Linked DNA regions of Homo sapiens: region 2 is linked to region 1. The links are chromatin loops, found by intact Hi-C in ENCODE. Cell type or tissue: Caco-2. All regions are shown on one strand.

Region 1 (2,500 bases):
TTATCCTTTCAAAATGAAAAAGTGCGCAAAGAAAGCTCAGTTTGCCAAACTGTTCCCTTTTCTCATTCATTCTTGTTCTTTTAGAAACCAGAAGTAAATATACTGTATGCCAAAATGACTGCCTGATTGACAAACGTCACTGAAGAAACACATCGAACTGACAAGCCCGGTCTGGACCAAAGGTGGCAAGTTTTCTTAAATAATTTAAATAAGTTACATTTCAGTAGAAACAGAAGGATTTACACTTTAACACATTAACAAACTTTGGATCTTTTTATGCAGCTTACTTTATGCCTCACCTGTCCCTCACCCTTCAAATCCTGCTTTTACGCACTTTATGAGCTGGCACACGGTAGTAAACTACAGAACTCCAACTGGGAATAACTCTAATCTGTTGTTGGACCTCAGAGGACTGCTTGTGCGATCTTTAAAGGAAAGCAGTGTTTTCTCCTTACTCAACACCTACCAACAGTCATCTGGAAACCTCCTCTCCAACAATTCTTACTATACTGCTACTAACCTTCACATCTCTCAACACCCTCAACGGCCCCCACGCTGGTGCTGCTAGTCCTCATCCTCAAACACCTTCCTGGGGGCTTAAAGCCGGTCCACAGAGGCTCACTCTCCGCAATGCCTAGGGTCCGGCGAGGAAGGGCATCGTCCCCTCCGTTTGGGGGACCAAGGCCAATCAAGTCGACACCCCACCCCAGCCACTCCCTCTCCCCTCGGCCTCTCGGGGCGTCTGGGGCGGGCGCGGACGCGCCAGGCCCTGCGCAAACCTCCGGCAGCCCCGCAGTTCCCGCTGTCAGCCGCAGTCCCGGGCCGGGGTGAGTCCCCGGGACGCCGCAGTTGCGCACACGCCCACCGTCTCAGGCACAGGGTCACTGGGACGATCCCGGGGGCGCCCCCGACGTCCCTGCTCGGGCAGGTGCCGGGCCTCCCCGCGGACACTCACCAGGCGGCTGCTGCTCTCTGGCCGCCGCCGCCGCCGCCTCGCCCTCACGCCCGTCGCCTACTCCCGCGGGGGGTCCGGGCCGGCGCCGCTTCCCCGCCCGAACCCCCAGGGTACGCGCCGTGCAGGGCCGGGATCCGGTGTGAGCCGCCGCCGCCGCCGCCGCCCCCTTTCCTCCCTCCTCCCTCAGTGCGTCCCTCCCACCGAGGCCCGCCTCGTATTTCCTAGATCCGGTCTGAGCGAGAGCTTGGCAAGCAAGCTCTGGCTTCAGGGCTTCCGTCGGGCGCCGTCGCTCGCCAGGCACAAAGATGGCGCCGCCGGGTACTGCCCAGGGCGATCTCGCGAGGCTTCCCCCACAGGAACAGGAGGGCGGGGGCCCAAAGGAAAGGTGATAAGTTAGGGAAGCCTGAGCAAACGCTTCCCATATCGGAAATGGGCAGTACCAGTTACCGAAGAAGTTACTGCGCCTGCGTGCGCGGGTAATGACGCATGCCCGGAACGGCCCCTAAAGTAGGACCTAGTTCTCCAGGTTTTACCTGTTTCCACTAGTGGCGCGGGGCGGGGTAATGAAACCCAGTCAAGAAACCCAGTAAAGGGCTTGGCAGGACCAGGCACCAAGTGAGAGGCGTCCCTTAAGGCTTGGTCATCCCTCAGGAGCCCGAATGGCCAACACACTTTTTGCGTCCCCGGGAGTCTTCTAACCCTTTGCTTGTCCTTATGGGTTTTGTCACCGAGTATTCTGTGCAAAGCCTCAGCTGCACCTTCTTCATCCTGTTATGGGTTCACATTATTAATCAAGAGCTTCTTGCTGTGTGCTTGCAGATGGCCTCACAGTTGGCAGCCACAGTCCTCCTGTTTCCCACATCACCATCTAACTTTCTCTTTCATTTTTAGTGCTACATGAGCCATCTGATACTAATAATTCTTTTTCCTATTTTATTTTTTCTTGCTCATTCATTCAAACGTGTGTTGTTCAGTTTCCTATGTGCCAGCTACTGAGGAAATGCTGTGATCTCAGGGAGCTATTGGTCTGGGATGGAGATGAATGAGAAAAAACAATGACGACACTTTAGCACAGTAAGTTCTATGATAGAAATGAGTACAGAGAGGAGTGACAGATATGGGGGGAGGATATAAAATACATCAAAGAGGAAATTCCTTTTTTTTTTTTTGAGACCGAGTCTCACTCTGTTGCCTAGGCTGGAGTGCAGTGGTGTGATCTCGGCTCACTCCAACCTCAGCCTCCCAGGTTCAAGTGATTCTCGTGCCTCAGCCTCCCGAGTAGCTGCGACTACAGGTGTGTGCCACCATGCCCGGCTGATTAGTTTTGGTAGAGACAGGGTTTCTCCTGTTGACCAGGCTGGTCTTGAACTCCTGACCTCAGGTGATCTGCCCGCCTCGGCCTCCCAAAGTGCTGGGATTACAGGTGGTGAGCCACCGCGCCCAGCCAAAGAGAAAATTCTTGAGCGGTGTCTGACAGGCATAGGATTTAGTCCAGTGAATCACTCAGGGCGATAGCAGGAAACAAACCACCCCAATTATTTCAAC
Region 2 (2,500 bases), 51 kb after region 1:
ATCAAAATGATAGGAGTGTAAATTAGTTCAACCATTGTGGAAGACAGTGTGGCAATTCTTCAAGGATCTAGAACTAGAAAAACCATTTGACTCAGCAATCCCATTACTGGGTATATACCCAAAGCGTTATAAATCAATCTACTATAAAGACACATGCACACATATGTTTATGTTTACTGCAGCACTGTTCACAATAGCAAAGACTTGGAACCAACCCAAATGCTCATCAATGATAGAATAAAGAAAATGTGGCACATATACACCATGGAATACTATGCAGTCATAAAAAAGGACGAGTTCCTGTCCTTTGCAGGGACATGGATGAAGCTGGAAACCATCATTCTCAGCAAACTAACACATGAACAGAAAATCAAACACCGCATGTTCTCACTCATAAGTGGGAGCTGAACAATGAGAATACGTGGACACAGGGAGGGGAACATCACACACTGGGGCTTGTCGGGGGTGGGGGACTAGCGAAGGGATAGCATTAGGAGAAATACCCAACGTAGATAGCGAGTTGATGGGTGTAGCAAACCACCATGGCATGTGGATACCTATGTAACAAACCTGCACGTTCTGCACATGTACCCCAGAACTTAAAGTATAATAAAAAATTATTTAAAAAAACGATGCCTAGTCTAGGGAAAAGGAGTCATGTCTAGCTTTTGTAGCAATCTAAAACACCACCCTGTCTCATTCCTCCTTTGAGGCAGCATGTACGAACTCACCTATCTGTTAGAACAAGGAGAAACAAAGGAGCCAGCAATAGGGAGAAAAAAATACTGATTAACACTTCAGAAGTATTATCTGTCCATGCATCTAACAATATATAAAAAGATTTGGTGGATGAAATTCTCCAGAACACAATGATGCTCCCTTGAAAAAGGTAATAGATGTATGTTGCATAGTTACATAAACTCCTCTTGTGTGAACAAAGTAGAAACCCTCATGTGCAGTGACTGAGGGTCACTGTTGCTCCTGTTAAGCCAGGCAGGAGTATTCTGTGCCCCAGGTGCTGGGAAGTGTTGAGCAACTAGCAATCACCCAACGTAGTTCCAAAGGAATACCATCAGTAACCCTAGCGACGGAAAGCAGGAGATGTGTTGAGTAAACTAGGCTAATCACCATTTCTTAGATATGCCACATACTTTTATGACTCTGCCTTTGTTCACACTTCCGCATCCTGAAATACACCTTTCCTCTGTCCTCTTCCTCTCCAAATCCAGCTTGAAATTCTCCAATGCCCAGCTGAAGTAATTCTGTCTTCTATGAAGCCTTACTAGATTCCTCCCATCCCCATACACCAACTGAAATCTTTGTCTGGCTCTTAACAGATTATTTGTTTCTCTATTAGAGAGTCCATGTCCCTCATTTTTTCTGAAAATTTTTTTATTGTGGCAAAATATACACAACATAAAAAGTTATAATTTTAACCATTTTTAAGTGTACAGTGTCATTAAGTACATTCACAATGTTATCTAATCCTCACCACTACTTCTAGAACTTTCTCACCATCCCAAACAGAAACTCTGTACCCATTAAACAATAATTCCTAATTACTGTTTCCACACAGCTCTTGGTAATCTCTATTCTACTTTCCGCCTCTATGAATTTGTCTGTCGTGGATACCTCACATAACTGAAATCACACAATATTTGTCCTTTTGTGTCTGACTTATTTCACCTAGCGATGTTTTTAAGGTTCATCTATGTTGAAGCATTATCATAATTTTATAACATTTTAAGGTCAAATACTATTTCATTGTATGTATATGCTACATTTTGTTTATCCATTAATTTGTTGATGGACATTTGGGCTATTTCCATTTTCAGCTATCATGAATAATGCTAAGAACGTTGGTGCGCAAGTGTCTATTTGAGTCTCTGCTTTCTTTTTTTTTGAGACAGGATCTCATTCTGTCACACAGCCTGGAGTGCAGTGGTGCAATCATGGCTCACTGTAGCCTAGACTTCCTGGGCTCAGGTGATCTTCCTGTCTCAGCCTCCTAAGTAGCTGGGATTACAGGTGCACCCCACCACACCTGGCTGATTTTTAAATTTTTGTAGAGATGAGGCCTTATTATGCTGCTCAGGCTGGTCTCAACCTCCTGAGCTGATGTAATCTTCCTCCCTTGGCCTCCCAAAATGCTGGGGTTACAGGTACGAGCCACCACATCTAGCTCATACACCAACTCCAGGCTTCGGGTCATCAAAGTATAGCAGCCATTTTATCAGGTTTGTGACAGAGTTATTCTGATCTCAGACCTCTGCTGTTTTTTTTTTTTTTTCCTTCTTCTTTGGCTTTTGGATAACCAAACATTTGCCACACAGGGTTGTTCTTTTGGTCTCAACTGTTGAAGATTTGCTTGCCTACTCCCAATAAGGAACACAGCATTAAAAAAAATTTTTTTTTGTAAAGACAGAGTCTCACTATGTTGCCCAGGCTGGTCTGGAACTCCAGAACACTGACCTTAAGCGATCCTCCCACCTCAGCCTCC

The links. A loop is a pair of places that touch in the nucleus more often than their neighbours do. Peaks named below come from ENCODE experiments on the same cell type or tissue, not always from the same donor. Only the 100,000 strongest peaks of a DNase experiment are listed, where the experiment ranks them.
Region 2: it touches region 1 in a loop (4-fold over the local background); 6 of 110 quality-filtered maps call a loop at or near these places.

Annotation. Positions count from the first base shown.
Region 1 is chrX:30,888,159-30,890,658 of GRCh38, forward strand. It overlaps TAB3 (TGF-beta activated kinase 1 (MAP3K7) binding protein 3), which reads right to left and starts at 1,096. Exons shown (of 11, transcript NM_152787.5): 1 at 956-1,096. RefSeq lists a silencer at 752-1,141 and an enhancer at 1,302-1,471. In Caco-2, no CTCF peak of the experiment used is centred here; a DNase peak (open chromatin) is centred at 1,353; H3K4me3 peaks cover 1,769 bases.
Region 2 is chrX:30,939,058-30,941,557 of GRCh38, forward strand. No RefSeq gene overlaps it. Among named protein-coding and RNA genes, the nearest start is that of TAB3, 51 kb to the left of the region's middle. In Caco-2, no CTCF peak of the experiment used is centred here; a DNase peak (open chromatin) is centred at 1,054.